2 separate regions of the Homo sapiens genome follow, and region 1 is linked to region 2. A link is a loop called in an ENCODE intact Hi-C map of the cell type or tissue named here. Cell type or tissue: K562. All regions are shown on one strand. Links, peaks and the distances in the headings refer to the core of each region. The heading gives the core; the rest is flanking DNA. Region 1 holds the start of LOC124904919 (a long non-coding RNA gene). Region 2 overlaps EYA2 (EYA transcriptional coactivator and phosphatase 2).

What was found. A loop is a pair of places that touch in the nucleus more often than their neighbours do. Peaks named below come from ENCODE experiments on the same cell type or tissue, not always from the same donor. Only the 100,000 strongest peaks of a DNase experiment are listed, where the experiment ranks them.
Region 1: it touches region 2 in a loop (6-fold over the local background); 18 of 110 quality-filtered maps call a loop at or near these places.

The regions. Positions count from the first base shown.
Region 1 is chr20:46,768,888-46,777,219 of GRCh38, reverse strand. LOC124904919 (a long non-coding RNA gene) reads left to right here and starts at 5,850. Exons shown (of 2, transcript XR_007067617.1): 1 at 5,850-5,997. RefSeq lists an enhancer at 1-329. In K562, for the core only: a CTCF peak has its summit at 4,198 (motif pointing left); a DNase peak (open chromatin) is centred at 4,179; H3K27me3 peaks cover 1,428 bases.
Region 2 is chr20:47,147,143-47,155,474 of GRCh38, reverse strand. The region is part of intron 10 of EYA2 (EYA transcriptional coactivator and phosphatase 2); the gene reads right to left. Among named protein-coding and RNA genes, the nearest start is that of MIR3616, 16 kb to the left of the region's middle. In K562, for the core only: a CTCF peak has its summit at 4,643; a DNase peak (open chromatin) is centred at 4,634; H3K27me3 peaks cover 2,977 bases.

The DNA.
Region 1 (8,332 bases), core at 302-8,301, 380 kb after region 2:
CATCTTGGAAACTCCTCGAGATAAGCGAGTGACCAACTTCAATCTGTTTTTCAATCTGGTCTGGCTGAGTTTTGGGATCAAATGTCAATGGTACCTCCTTCCTGGGCCTCTTTTCCTGTCCCACCCTACAAATGGTCCATCAACAAATCCTGTGGGCTCTAATCTTAAAAAGCATCCCGAATCTGGTGTCCACTGCCACCACCGTCTCTCACCTGAACTACTGCGGTCACCTTCTCATTGGTCTCCTGGTTCTGTCCTTGCCTGGGGAGCCTCTTCTCTGTACAGCAGCTAGAGAATCCTGTTAGAACCTAAGTGGAACTATGTCCTGCCTCTGCTCAAAACCTGGCTGGGCACGGCGGCTCATGCCTGTAATCCCAGGACTCTGGGAGGCTGAGGTGGGAGGATCACTGGAGCCCAGGAGTTCAAGACCAGCCTGGGAAACATTGTGAGACCCTGTCTCTAAAGAAAACAATAAAAAAAAAAATTAGCTGGGTGTGGTAGTGCATGCCTGTAGTACTACTCAGGAGGCTGAGTGGGGAGGATGGCTTGAACCCAGGAGTTCAAGGCTGCAGTGAGCTATGATTGCCCCATTGCACTCCAGCCTGGGCAACACAGTGAGACCCTATATCTGAAAACAAACAAACAAACAAACAAAAAACCCTCCAGTGGCTTCCATCTCATTCCAGGAAAAGCGGAGTCTTTCTGATGGCTTGTAAGACCATCTTGACCTGCCCATAAACTTGTTGAACCCGTCACTCACCAGGGATGCCCAGGGTCCTTCATGGTTGGCTTGATTCTGTTTCCATCCCATCTCTCAGTATTTTCTCCTCCCATCTCTCAGTATTTCTCCAGCCACCTGGAATTACTTAAAGACCCCTGATGGTTCCAGGCTCGGCCTTGTCACAGAACCTTTGTGTGTACTGTCCCCACCTCATTCACTGGCTTAGTTTCTAAGCTTCCCTGAGATCTTACTTGTTTTATGCCCCCTTCCTTCTCCAATCCTTCTTTTTAAGGTTTCCAGGAATGCAGAGAAAAAAGCAAAAACTAGTGGAAACTGTTACTTCATGTGACTAATTCCCCCACCCCCCAGGTTTCTGGACTTTTCTCCTCCTCCCCTAGCTGCACAGATGAAGTGGGAACAGATATATTAATACTTATATCCAATGACTATGCTTCCTGGTCACAGTTGATTGGTCCAAAGTGGACCAATCAGAGTCCTTCCCTGGGAATGTGGAATGTGACGTAAAGATTTGAATCTTGGTCTCACTTCACTTTTATGTTTCTCTCTCTCTCTCTCAATCTTTTGCATAATCTCTTTATACATAATTTTACATGAAGGAATACATGTAATGATGTGCATTCCTTATTCCCTTATTCCTATTTCCTCACTCTTTTATCTACATTATCCCTGTGGCCCAGTGCTAGAGACCCAGGTTAACAACCCAGCATGTGTTCTTTCAAACTATTTTTATTTGTGCTTATATTTGCATCTGTGTTTTTATGTGATACATATGTATAGACTCACAAATATACGCGAATTAATTGGGATTTTTCCATCAGTCTTTGTTTTATAAAAATGGGATTCTATTTTACACTCTTTTCTACATTCTATTCTTTTTTCTTATTCAAAAATATCTCATAGAAATGTCTCCAAGCCAACGAATAAAGCTTTAACTTATTCTGGCAAATAAATGGTAGCATTTATTTGCAAATAAATAGCACAAGAAAGGATGGCTATTATTCTGTGAGTAAAAGCAGAGAAAGTGGGTCCGAAGATGGAGGGAAGAGAGCAGAGACCCAGAGAGGAAGACTGAGAGAAGCCACAGAGATAGGTGCCCTCTGAGTCAAGCTGGCATAAAGCCAACTGGCCTCGCAGCCTCAGGGCTCCAGGACACCCCACGCCTTCTTTATAAGAAAGTGGCCCTGTAGGGGTTTCAGGCAATGTGGTGGGTATCAGTTGGTTGTAACTAACAGGTCTTAACTAACGCAGGTGAATCTGCAATGGTGCTTTATATGGCTATTTGGGCACTTTATGGACCTTGGGGAATGAAGGTAGGGTTAGTCAAATTCCTCTGTCGGCCGGGGGTGGTGACTCACACCTGTAATCCCAGCACTTTGGGAGGTTGAGACAGGAGGATCATTTGAGCCCAGGAGTTTGAGACCAGCCGGGTCAACATAGTGAGACCTCATCTCCACAAAAAATTAAACAATTAGGCAGGTATGGTGACACACTCCTGTAATTCCAGGTACTCGGGAGGCTGAGGTGGGAGGATTGCTTGAGCCCCGGAGGTGGAGGCTGCAGTGAACTATGATCATGCCACTGTACTCTAGCCTGGGCAACAGAGTGAGATCCTGTCTCAAAAAAAAAAAAAAAATCCTTTCAATGACATATTGTCATAATTGGTTCAGACAAGCTCTAACCCTTGGTTGATTTGTTCATTCATGTGTTAATTCTATTTTATTCCATCCTTTGCTTCCAACTCCTGCCACTGTCAGCTGCCCAGATGTGTTTTCTTTTTCTTTTATTTTGTATGATTCGGGATAACATATGCGAGCATTTTTGTATGTGTGTGTGTTTTAAGTGTGCCACATTATGTGATAGACTCCCTCTTTTGTTTATGTGTGTGTGTTTGTTTTGTTTTTCATCTTGGGAGCAACCCACAGCTGTGCTCGTGTTTATAAATCTATTTAGTTCCTCTAATCTCCATTCCCCATTCACCTGCTTCCCCCTGGCACGCTTGAGTTATCCTTTTGTTTGTAGGCAGTTTGCAAAATACCTATAATTGCTTTGTGTGCATCTATTTTACCTTATGTAAAATGGCATTGAGCTGTGTTGTCAAGACCTCTCTGTACTGCTGTGCACACATCTGGGGCACTGCTTGTAACCATCCCATAAGATGCTTAGTGCACACCTGGCACATTTTACTTATGGTCAAAGAATGACTCTGAAACATTTAGCTAGTTATCTGCATGCTGTTTAGCTCTGACATGAAGAAGACTCATGTTCCTAGATTGTTTCAAGCAACAAAGGCAAAAACAGAATTTTGAGAGCAAAGAGGTCAGTTTGAAAAATTCAGTTTGAGTTGTTGACTAGAGGAGATGAGGAAGCTAATTTGGCCGTGTATGGGTTTGTTTTTGTGTTTTGAGATGGGGTCTCACTCTTGTTAGCAGTAGTAGTTATCTGTACGGGTCTGCAGCAACCTCAGTTCTTGCCTCCTCAGAAGACAGAATTCGACCGAGGCGCAGAAGGCAGAAGGAGCGGCTGAGGCAAGTTTTAGAGCAGGAGTGAAAGTTTATTAAAAAGCCTCAGAGCAGGAATGAAAGAAAGGGAAGTGCACTTGGAAGAGGGCCAAGCGGGCAACTCGAGAGACCAAGTGTGCGACCTGACCTCTTGACTTGGGGTTTGATATGGTGGCAAGCCTCAGGGGTCCTGCGTTCCTTCTCACCACTCCTGAGATCTTATTGGGAAGCCTCTGGCCACCCATTTCAGGTGTTTTCTATCTATTAAGGGACTGCCTTTCCCTCATGCCAGCTGTGGCCAATTATTACTTTAGAAAGCCAGTTAACAACTGCCTGACCGTCACCTGATGGTTGCGTGACACTCCTGGTGTGTGTTGAGGAGGATCCTCTCCTGCCCTGCTCATACCTGACCAGCTACCTACTATAACGCTCCAGCCCCCAGGCTGGAATGCAGGGGTTCTCACTGCAGCCTGGAACATCTGGGCTCGAGTGATCCTCCCACCTCAGCCTTCTGAGTAGCTGGGGCTACAGGTGCATGCTACCATGTCTGTTTAATTCTCTTTTTTGTAGAGATGGGGTATCACCGTATTGTCCAGGCTGGTCTCAAACTCTTGGCCTCAAGCGATCCTCCTGCCTCAGCCCCCTAAAGTGCTGGGGTTACAGGTGTGAACCATCGCGCCCAGCCTGGATTTTCCAAAAACCTGCAGAGTATGAGTGTGGGGCGGTCACGATGCCTCTGAGCAATGAGCAAGAGCATCTCTCCGCCAGCTTTTCCACCTGCGGTGTCCAGGTGGGCCCATTCTTCCTAAGAACTTCTCCCACCATCAAAGGGAGGGACTCCCAGGGTGCCTGCAGCTCTCACCACCCCCAACCATGTTGCGATGAACATCCACACCTGTAGGTCCTATGCAAGGATCTCTAGGCTGTGAATTCTCAATGGGGGTGATACAGCCCCCTGGCGGGCGAGAACTGATTCTTAACGCGTCGGAATACTCTTTGTTTAAAATTGTGGCAGAATACACATAAAATAAAATTGACCATTTTAGCCATTTTAAAATGTGCAGCTCAGTGGCATTGAGTACATTCACATTCTTGTGCAACTGTCACCACTGTCCATCCACAGAAGTCTTTTCTACCCATCAAACACTAACTCCACATTCCCCGCCCTCCCAGACGCTGGCAACCACCACTCTACTTTCTATCTCTAGAATTCTGACTACGCTAGGTACATCATACAATATTCTACAAATACTGTAGAATCACACAATATTTGTCTTTTGGGGACTGGCTAATTTCACTTAGTATAGTGTCCTCGGGATGCATCCATGTTGTAGCATGTGCCACAATTTCCTTCCTTCTTAAGGCTGAATAATATTCCACACTATGTACAATAGCACATTCTGTTTATCTATTCATACTATTCATATCCATCAATGGACACTTAAAAATCTTACTTTTTTTTTTTTGAGACAGTCTCTCTGTAGCCCAGGCTGGAGTGCAGTGCTGCAATCCCAGCTCAGTGCAACCTCCACTTCCTGGGTTCAAACAATTCTCCTGTCTCAGCCTCCCGAGTAGCTGGAATTACAGGTGCACACCATCACACCCAGCTAATTTTTGTATTTTTAGTAGAGACAGCGTTTCACCATATTGGTCAGGCTGGTCTTGAACTCCTGACCTCAGGTGATCCACTCTCCTCGGCCTCCCAAAGTGCTGGGATTACAGGCGTGAGCTGCCATACCCAGCCAAATCTTACCTTTTTTATGTATAAAGCACACATATACCTACAGCACACAAACAGATATGTATGCAATATCTCTATAGTTCTAAAATTTCATTAAAGGGGGAATTAGAAAAAAAAAATCTTAAAAGGCTCCTTAAGGGATAATGACTGTTGACGCTGTGGACCGGATAATTCTCACTGTGGAGCTGTCCCGTGCATTGGACAATGTTTAGCAGCACCCTGAGCTTCCACCCACTGGATGCCAGTAGCACCTCCTTCCCAGCTGTGACAAACAAAAATGTCCCCAAGCATTGCCATGTGTCCCTAGGGGTGCAAGATCACCAAGGTTGAGAACTGCTGCTCTGGGCCCTGCCCCAGAGGGTGGGCTGCCTGTTGAGAGCCTGTGCATTGTCACTTTCTCTGAGTGCTGCCTGGTGGCTCTCCTGAGGGGCCATCCTTTTACCAGCAGTGCCCAAGCATTTCCGTGGGGGAGAAAGTTTCATGGTGGAGCCTGGGCTAAAGCATGGGGTGGCCCTGAAATGAGCCAGAGGAGGACAAGAAGCCTGCCAAGTTCAGCACAAAGGCCCAGGGTTTCTTGGCACAGAGTCCTGGTGGCCTCTGGGTTACCTTACCCAGCAGTGTGATCAGAGATGACCAACACCCTGACCCTGTTCGTTCCTGGGCGTCAGGCTCCAGAGGGCACCTTGAATGGACAAAGCTCAGGTGTTTACTTCTAACAATACTCCTGTCACTCCTCCCAGCCACTTCCCCACCTTTCCTGAGCACGTCCCCCACCCGACACCCCCAAGTCTTTGTATGTATTCATTCCTCTAATTGACAGGTATTTATTGAGCAACTACTAGATGCCAAGTACAGTGTTGTGCTCTGAGATACGATCGTGAATAGGGCTGGCCAGCTCCCCATCCCAGCCTCACCCAGGAGCTTTCAGAAGGCTGAGGTGCTCTCAGGTCTGCACCCCCTCCAGCCTGGGGTGTCAGCAATCCTGGAGAAGGGACACCTAAGCTGAAACCTCAAGGGTGAGTCCAACCTGTTTCTATCAGCTTTGGATAACAGCAACGATTACAATAATGCTGGTCCCTGAACTTACCACGTGCCAGCCACTGCTTCCAGCCCCTCTCCAGTGGGTCCCTGCCCATTCCTGGGCATCAGGAACTGGAGGACAAGCCAGGACCCTCAGCAGCTTCTAAAGCTGTGCATCATCCGCCCTTGCTCTTACTTCTCCCTGACCTCACCTTCCAGCACTTCTGCTGACTCACTTTATTCCAGCCACACTGACATCCTGACAGATCTTTCCAACACAGCAGGCATACTTCTGCTGCAGGGACTTCGTCTGTGCTGTTCTGGTCACCTGGAATATACTTTTCCTCACCTTCCTCAGGTGACTGTTCAAATGTCACCTTCTTGTCATTCTACTTGCCATTATAGTCCTTCTCCCTGCCGGGTCCCACCTGGAAGCACTGCTTTATTTTTCTCCTTCCCACTGAGCACCATCCCCCATTTCCTGTATTTTATATTTTCATCTTGTCCGTTTGTCTGTCTCTTGTTTGTCTGTCTCTCCCTATGATATGGTTTGGCTCATCTTGAACTGTAGCTCCCACAATTCCTATGTGTTGTGGGAGGGACCCAGTGGGAGGTGATTGAATCATGGGGGCGGGTCTTTCCTGTGCTGTTCTTGTGATAGTAATTAAGTCTCGTGAGATGTGATGGTTTTACCAAGGGGCGTTCCCTGCACATGCTCTCTTGCCCACCACCATGTAAAAAGTCCTTTTGCTTTTCCTTCATCTTCCGCCATGATTGTGAGGCCTCCCTAGTCATGTGGAACTGTGAGTCCATTAAACCTCTTTCCTTTATAAATTACCCAGTCTTGGGTATGTCTTTATTAGCAGCATGAGGATGGACTAATACACCCCATTAGAAAGTAAATTCCTTGAGGGCTGGGATTCATCTGCCATGTTCAGTGCTGTACTCCCAGCATTTGCAACCAAGCCTGGCACATAGTAAGTGCTCAAGAAATATGTGTTGGATTGGCTGGGCATGGTGGCTCACAGCTATAATCCCAACATTGGGAGGCCAAGGCAGCGAATTGCTTGAGCTCAGGAGTTCAAGACCAGTCTGGGCAACATGGTGAAACCCCATCTCTACAAAAAATACAAAAATTAGCCAGGCATGGTGGTGCACACACCTGTAGTCCCAGCTACTCAGGAGGCTGAGGTGAGAAGATCCCTTTAGTCCGGGAGGTGGAGGTTGTAGTGAGATCACGCCACTGAACTCCAGCCTGGGTGACAGAGCCAGACCCTATCTAAAACAAACAAACAAACAAACAAACAAAACTGTTGCATTATTGAACTGCATATACTCCTCCCAAAAGCCCTACGAGTTTGATCAAAACCACCTGGAGAGCCTGTGAAAACAGATTCTGAATCAGTGAGGCTGGGGCTGGGTTCGAGATTCTGTGGTTCTACAAGTTCTCAGGGGATGCTGATGCTCCTGGCCCTAGGCCACACTCTGAGCAGCAAGGACTTAGTGGCTGTGACCACCGTCCGCTTTACAGATAGTGAAATAGCCCACACAGGTTAATGACATTGCTAAAGGCACTGGCTTTAAGGAACGAGGATGAGTTTGAAGTCTGTCAGGCTCCCACAGCTGATGTTGATGACAGTGACCACCCTACTGTATTGCAGACTCCAAGGCTGAAGCATCCTTCAGGTGCTTGCAAAACTGAACTCTCTCTAAGTTTTCCAAGAGAGAAGATCATGGATACCAACTCAGGGGCTCTGTGACCAACTTTGGAGGCCTGTCCTGCAGTGCAGCTCCCAGTCTGACCACAGATCCTAGGACCTCAAACTGTCTTCCTCCATGTGCCCTCCACGTCTCTCTTGTGCTGGGATTTGCGTGTGTGTTGGGAACCATTCAGAATGCTTTCTTGGCATGTTGACAATGAAGGGAGCTCTCTCTGGGCCAAAGCTTGCACTGGGTGAGTGGGAGCTGGTAAACTTGATAAGCCAATTGGGAGGAAATTTGCAGCATCATCTCATTAGAAGGTCAAGGGCATGCTCTCACGCTTACCTGCCCCCAGAGCTCTAGAGGAAAGCCCAGAGAGGAGGGCAGAGGTGGTCATTTTATCCAGAGCCTTCTAATTCCTTGGTTCCATCTGAACTCAATATCGCAGAGATGGACTCTTGGACACGCTCTCATATTGCCTCTCAGCTCTTTACCAGGGGCTAATTACAGAGGCTGCTATTCCCAAATCTAACTAACCTTGCCCACGATCAAAGCACAGTCTCTCTCTCCCCAGGCTGATCTATATAACGGCGACCTTGCTGCCCCAGCTCAGTGCAGCCGCCAAGCTCA
Region 2 (8,332 bases), core at 138-8,137:
CCTTCAGTCACTGCCAGGCACACAGTCGCATGCAGGACACACTAGCTCCCATCGGGATTGTGCTTGTTACTCCCACATGTGCACTCAGCATGTGGGAGTAACATGTCTTTTCTAGAAGGTGCATTCAGATCCCTTGCACATTGCTTTGATCACCTCCAGGCGATTCATCCCCTCAGCGGGGAGTGAAGGATGCTGTCGTGTTCATGTGGTTGCTTGTTGCTATTTGTGTGAGTTTTACTTTGCATAAGGTGCTATGCAAACTCACAGCAGAGGAATCTAATAATTCGATTTTTCATCTTACAAAGACATGAAAAATCTTGGCCAGGTGCGGCGGCTCACGCCTGTAATCCCAGCACTTTGGGAGGCTGAAGTGGGTGGATCACTTGAGGTCGGGAGTTTGAGACCAGCCTGACCAACATGGTGAAACCCTGTCTCTACTAAAAATACAAGAATTAGCCAGGTGTGGTGGCTTTAGGAGCTATCAGCTGGTGGTCCCAACTACTCGGGAGGCTGAGGCATGAGAATTGCTTGAACCAGGGAGGTGAAGGTTGCAGTGAGCTGAGATCGCAGCACTGCACTCCAGCCTGAGAGACAGAGCGAGGCTCCATCTCAAAACACACACACACACACACACACACACACACACACACACACAAAACAAAATAAACAAAAACAAAATCAGAAAAACCCAAAGAGATGAAAAATATTTGTTTTCTCCATGAACATTGGGACTTCCTCCTCCTCCTGGTGTCAGATCTTGGCTTTCCGCCACCACACTTCTCAGTGACTCCAGCCTCCCTTGCACTTTCTTTTCTTCCTTTGAGTCCACTGTCTGCGGCACTGCACGAGCTCCTAAATTCTTACTGGGAATCCTTTTTCTCAAACCAGACGGACATCACTGTCCCTGGCAGGGGCAACACAGCACCATGGGTAAGGGCAGGGTCTCTGGAGCCAGGCCACCTGGGTCTGAATATTGCCACTGCCAACTATGTGACTTGGGCTGTTCACTTAGCCACTCTCTGCCTCAGTTTCCTCATTTGTAAAATGGATGTTATGAACTGAACGTTTGTGTCTCCTCCCAAAATTCATATGTTGAAAATCTAACCTCCCTATGTGGCTGTATTTAGAGGTAGGGCCTCTAAGGAAGTAATTAAGTTTAAGTGAGGTCACAGGGTGGGGCCCTAACCCAATGGGATTGGTGTCCTTGTTAGAGGAGACACCAGACAGCTGTTTTCTCTCTCTGGCTCTCTCTCCATGTACATGCATTGAGGAAAGGCCGGGTGAAGACACAGCAAAAATGCAGCCATCTGCAAGCCAAGAAGAGGGCCCTCACCAGAAACCAACTTTGCCAGCACCTGGATCATGGACTTCCAGCCTGCAGAACTGGGAGAAAGAAAATTTCTGTCGTGTAAGCCACCCGCTCCATGGTATTTTATTAGGACAGACTGAGCAGACTAGTATAATGGGGATCATAATAGGATTAAATAAAGTGAAACATACAAGCCAGCTAGAACAGTGCCTGGTATGTAGTGAGTGCTCAGTAAATGTCAGTTATTATTGAGATCTGGTTCAGACGAAGAAGTGGAAAGTCAGCCAAGTTAAATACCTCCTTCAAGGTCTTAGAGCTCAGAAGAATCAAGGTCAGAATTGGAACTTAGGTCCTCTGATCCCAAATAGTATCCCATTCCTTCCACGGTGCCAGGCCTCTTAGTGGATGGCACTCACCCGGATACAGCCATGCTCCTTCATGTCGCACCTTCACGGATTTAGCCATAGAGGAGTCCCCACTTTCACTAACTTCTCAGTCTTTTTTTTTTCTGAGATATTCTTGCTCTGTCACCCAGGCTGAAGTGCAATGGTGTGATCACAGCTAGCTCACTGCAGCTTCAACCTCCCAGGCTCAATTGATCCTCTACCTCAGCCTCCCAAGTAGCTGGGACTATAGGCACTCATCACCATGCCCGGCTAATTTTGTTTTGTTTTTTTTTGTATTTTTTGAAGATATGGGGTTTTGTCATGTTGCCCAGGCTGGTCTCAAACTCCTGTGCTCAAGTGATCCTCCCGCCTCAGCCTCCAAAAGTGCTAGGATTACAGGCATGAGCCACTGCGCTTGGCCTCCTCATTTATCTTTACACTGATGCTCTTTCACAAACCTACGCTTCATCCTGGGCATCATTACCTATGACATCACTGGTTTGATGTACTGGTCATTTTTCCCCTAAAACACGAGTAAGAAAAAGCCATACATTTAACAAAGTGGTTTTTTGTTTTGTTTTGTTTTGTATTTTAATTAAGAGCAAACCACATGAAACCTGGATCATGCTGTGCACAAGGCATCCATAAATACTGCTCAGCTGACTGACATCTCTCAGGGACTCAGTGTGGTGGGCATTTGGGTGGGACAATTCCACTTTGTACAAGACTGTCCAACATATTGGGTTGAGTGGTATTGCTGGCCCGGCCTCTAAAAGCAAACAGTGCTTTCCCTTCATGTGACAACCAACTACCCCAACCCCCAGTTTCTTTCTTTTTTTTTTCTTTTGAGACAGAGTCTCAACTGTGTCACCCAGGCTGGAGTGAAGTGGTGTGATTTTGGCTCAATGCAATCTCTGCCTCCCACCCACCCCCAGTTTCTTTTTTTCTTTTCTTTCTTTTTTTTTTTTTGAGACTGAGTCTTGCTCCATCACCCAGGCTGAAGTGCAGTGGCGCGATCTCGGCTCACCGCGACCATTGCCTCCTGGGTTCGAGTGATTCTCGTGCCTCAGCCTCCTGAGTAGCTGGGATTACAGGCACCCGCTGCCACACCCATCTAATTTTTGTATTATTAGTAGAGACGGGGTTTCACCATGTTGGCCAGGCTGGTCTCGAAGCCCTGACCTCAAGTGATCTGCCACCTCAGCCTCCCAAAGTGCTGGGATTACTGGCGTGAGCCACCATGCCTGGCCCCACCCCTAGTTTCTAATGCGCCCCCCTATCCATCCAAGGGATGGGGCTGCCCTCAGGTGGGAATGCTGGTCTAGTTAAACACACTGACACTAATGTGAATGAGAACATTCAGAATGCCCACTCTTTGAGAAAAAAAAAAAAAAAGGTACACTCCCCTGTCCTCCCAACACACAAATGACACTGCTAAGGAGCAGGGCTGGTAATTCACAATACAGGTGGTAGGAGGTATGTGTACAGCGTGGAGGAATAATCCAGGGCAAACATGCCAGACTAGAGGATCTAGCAAATGAGGAGAATGGGTCAGAGTCCAGGCACCCGGCTGAGGTTGCAGAACCAGAAACCAGGATTTGAGGAGAAGAAAATGCAGTAAATGGAAATTGAGGTCTGTAAAATAGGAGGTGAGAATTAAGTGCTGGCAGGAATCTGAGCTCTTCGTCGAGAAGAGGTCCCTGGATTGCTAACCTCTAGAGTTCTGCAGATAAGAGAAATACATCCTGTTTTGTATGGACGACGTTAACCTACTTAATTTCTAATAAAGTCAAAGGCACATAAACAAAGTCAGTTTCCTGAAAGTTAGAAATTCCAGAAGGCAGTTGTTACCATGGATGGGGTCGTAGGGCAAGATCATCAACCGTCAAGAAACAACGATTTACTGATCACCTACTATGTGCCAGTTATAGCAGTGAACACAGTGGACATGTTCTCTGCCCTCCTGGAATACACAGCTGGTGGGGAACACAGAATTCACATCAATTACTTTAAATAATTATGAAATGGTTACAAAGAGTACAAAATGTACCGCATAAGTATGAGGCGTCCTGGGAGCATATGATGGCAGAATCTAACCTTTTGAGGGGAATCGGGTAAGACTTCCCTAAGGACATGGAACTGGTTCAGAGATTTAAGAGGTGCATAGGAACTGGCGAGGCCTTGGACCTTGAGAACAAGAGGAGGGGAGAATGGTGGGGAAGCGTGTTCCATACAGAGGGCATGGCGTGGGCAGAATCTTAAGGTAGTGGGGAGCATGGATGTTCAAGGAATTAAAAAAAGACCATTGGATCTGGAGTGGAGCAAATGATGAAAAGAGTAGGAGAAAAAGAGTCTGGAGAGGCAGGTGGGGTCAGTCCATAATAGCTCACTGAAGAGCTTTTTTTTTTTGAGATGGAGTCTCGCTCTGTTGCCCAGGCTGGAGTGCAGAGGTGTGATCTTGCCTCACTGCAACCTCTGCCTCCTGGTTTCAAGCGATTCTCCTGCCTCAGCCTACCGAGTAGCTGGGATTACAGGTGCCCACCACGATGACCTGCTAGTTTTTGTATTTTTAGTAGAGACAGGCTTTTGCCATGTTGGCCAGGCTGGTCATGAACTCCTGACCTCAAGTGATACACCTGCTTCGACCTTCCAAAGTGCTGGGATTACAGGCGCAAACAACTGTGCCCAGCCTACTGAAGAGTTTTAAGCAGGTGACATGTTCAGCTTTCCTTTTCACCTCTCTGGCTACTGTGATGAAAACCGAGGAAAGGTGTCAGGATGAGACTGCCAGCTGACCCTCAATACCCAATTCACTTCCCCCTTTATTAGTAGCAGTTTTTATTGGCACGTGACTGTCCAGAATAAAGACTACATTTCCCAGGCTCCCTTGCCTTGGAAGGTGTGGCCAAGTGACTATGTTAAGGCCAATGGGGTGTGAGCAGAAGAGAGAACTGCAACCGCTGGGTGGTGCCCTTCTCTGTCTCTGCCTCCTTTTCCCTGCTGCCTGGAATGTGCCTGGAATAGGTGGCTCATGCCTGTAATCCCAGCAGTTTGAGAGCCCAAGGCAGGAGGATTCCTTGAGACTACGAATTTGAGACCAGCCTGGGTAGCATAGGAGACTCCATCTCTACAGAAAATAAAAATATTAGCGGAGCATGGTGACGCCTGCCTATAGTCCCAGCTACTCAGGAGGCTGAGGTGGGAGGATGGCTTGAGCCCAGGAGGTCGAGGCTGCAGTGAGCCATGACCATGCCACTGCACTCCAGCTTGGGTGACAGAGTAAGACCCTGTCTTTCGGGGGGTGGGGGAAAAGGAAGCCGCTGTGCCTGGGCTTCTGGCATGGAAGAGCTGCCTTTCTGGCCCTAGACTGTTCACATTTCAGATTTCCTCATGAGAGAGAAACAGATCTGTGTTGTACTTAAGCCTCTTTATTTTGATGAGCTTGTATCCTAATTCATAGACAGCAGGGGGACAGTGAGAAGGCCGTGATGACGTCCAAGAGAAAGATGATGGTGACTTAGACCACAGAGGTAATGGCAAGGGGAGTGAAGAGAAGCGGACAGGGGCCAGGACCAGAGAATGCAGCAGAAACTCAGGTGAGGCAGGATGACGCCAGGTGCCTCCAACCTCAGCCACTGCTGTGCGACCATTGACTCCCTGGCCAGATGCATTAATTCCACCCTCCTGGGGCCAAACTCTTTGCCTCCCTCTTACTACTGCCCTCACCATGCCAGCCCCTGGACATCTTCTTCAGGGACAGCACCTCACTCAGGCACACCTCCTGGCTTCCAGAGGACACCCTGACATTGACAGATTGCCTGCTAAGGCAAGGGAGAGCAAGGAAGGCCCCCTCCTCAGTCCTGCTGCATCTTGCCTGCAAATCTTGCGTGTGTGTATGTGTGTATGTATGTATTTATTTACTTATTTTGAGATGAAGTCTTGCTCTGTTGCCCAGTCTGGACTGCAGTGGTGTGATCTCGGCTCACTGCAACCTCCGCCTCCTGGTTTCTGCTGCCTCAGCCTCCCAAGTAACTGAGATTACAGGTGCACGCCACCCTGCTTGGCTAATTTTTTTTTTTTTTTTTTTTTTTGTATTTTTAGTAGAGATGGGGTTTTGCCATGTTGGCGAGGCTGGTCTTGAACTCCTGACCGCAAATGATCCACTGTCTCAGCCTCCCAAAGTGCTGGGATTACAGGCATGAGCCATCGTGCCTGGCCCAAACTTGTGTTCTTTTAATATATACCAAGAAGAATGTGATGCCCAGCAGGCAGGGGGTACCTAAGACAGTTCTTGTCAACACACCTGCCATTTTAACCAAGAGGATGGGGGCCGTTACAATCTTTAGGGCCACCAAACGCCATGGATGTGGATAGCAAATCACCAGAGAGTTTCGGTGGTGTGATGAGCTGATAATGAAAATCTGCAACTGGAGAGTCAGCCTATCTTCTCTGTCTACTTTAGATCCCTTTTCTTCTGGCTTTATATCTATTTATGATGCCTTTGTTTATAGGTACCTTTGCTTGTTAACTTCTTTTTCATGCCCGAACTAAATGTCCCCTTGCTGAAATTTGGAATCATCTTTAATCACACTGCCTATAAAATTTCAGCCATTCAACATAAATCTAGGTTTTAAATGTATTTTAAATTAAAGTTGTGACATCTCAAAACATAAATAATACTTGTTTTTTTTTTTTGTTTTTTGGAGATGGAGTCTCCCTCTATCGCCCAGGCTGGAGTGCAGTAGCACAGTCTCGGCTGCCAGGCCTCCCCAATCTCTTCTTCTCACAGGGCAGGGCTGAACAGTATCTCCTCCTGGCTGCATCCGAGCCCAGAAGTCAAAACCTAAGGGGTCCCTGCTTGGCTGGGACAGAGGCCGCAGACCTAGGTCCAGCTCTGACTCGACAGTGGCACATCCCTGTGAAGTAGGGCTTGGGGGCTTCCCATGAACAGCTTTCAGAGTGAGTGCAGTAGAGTGGGGCTGGAGGACAGTTTTGACAGATCTTGAGCAGGTGCTTGAATTTTAACCCAACATCCACCCTTACCCATGACCCAGGTGACATTTCAGAGGAGGGTTCACCTGCCCTGCAAAGTAAGAGCTGCAAAATCAGCAGCTCTTGCACAAAGGCAAAGTGGCAGGGAGCAGGGGAGGGAGTGTCGATATTTATGCCCAAGCTGCAGCAGTTGGCTGGGACCCAGGCCTGGTCTGCTCATGACTGTCATCATCTTTGTCATATTTCTGTTGCCTATACTTTTATAAAATGATTGTAAAATCAGGGGTCGGCAAGCTAGTTATAGTTTTCTAATTCACAGTAAAATAAATATGTAGCAATTAAACAATTTGCCCTGGTACCATAGAACCCCCACTTGCCTATCCCCAGGGACACATGTAGCCCCTGTAGCCCCCTGGTGGAAAGGCCCCCACATTGGGCAGGTATGCCAGGCTCTGTGCTGACTGCTTTCACATAGCTCCATCCTTACAGCCCTAGATGGTGGGGGCTTTTCTTCCACCCATTTAACAGATGAGCAAACTGAGGCTCAGAGGGATGGAGAGACTTGCCCAGGTTAGGAGATGGTGGATCCAGGACTCAACAGCAGATGGAACTGATTAGAAGGCTTTTGTCCTCAACTTGGGACATGCGTGCAGAATATCCTAAGATACAGCTGCATGTGGCACCTTCTGTGTCCCGGACCATTTTTTTTTATTCTTTTTTTTTTTTTTTGAGACAGAGTCTTGCTCTGTCGCCCAGGCTGGAGTACAGTGGGGCGATCTCTGCTCACTGCAGCTTCCGCCTCCTGGGTTCCAGTGATTCTCCTGCCCCAGCCTCCTGGGTAGCTGGGATTACAGGCGCCTGCTACCACACCTGGCTAATTTTTGTATTTTTAGTAAAGACGGGGTTTCACCATGTTGGCCAGGCTGGTCTTGAACTCCTGACCTCAAGTGATCCACCCGCCTCGGCCTCCCAAAGTGTTAGGACTACAGGCGTGAGCCACCGCACCAGGCCAATCCTGGACCATTCTTTAAACCCCACAGATTCTTTCCCCTGGGAGTCTGGAAGTTGCTGATTTAATGCGGATGCCTGCTTCAATCCTTGTCCTCTGGAGTCTGTTCTCCACCAGGCAGCCAGAGGCAGCTTCTGAACCAAAGTCACATCATGTTGTTCCAAACCCTCCAGTGGCTTTTGTCACCCTTGGCTGTTACCCAAAGCCTTACAATGGCCCAAAGGCGTCACCCTCATTGCCCACCACAATTCTTCCTGTTCCCTCTGCTTCAGTCTTGCTGGTTTCCTCCCAGTTTCTGGAGCCCATCAACTCTAATCATACCTTGGCCTTTGCACAGTGCTTCTATCTGGAACACTCTTCACCCAGATATCGGCATGGCCTCCTCCTCCACCTCCTTCAGGTCTTTGCTCAAAAGTCAGAAGAGCCTGGGTGCGGTGGCTCACACCTGTAATCCCAGTACTTTGGTATTTTGGGGGTTGAGGAGGGTGGATCACTTGAGGTCAGGAGTTCGAGACCACCGTGCCCAACAAGGTGAAGCCCTGTTTCTACTAAAAATACAAAAATTAGCTGGACATGGTGGCGTGTGCCTGTAATCTCAACTACTTGGGAGGCTGAGGCAGGAGAATCGCTTGAACC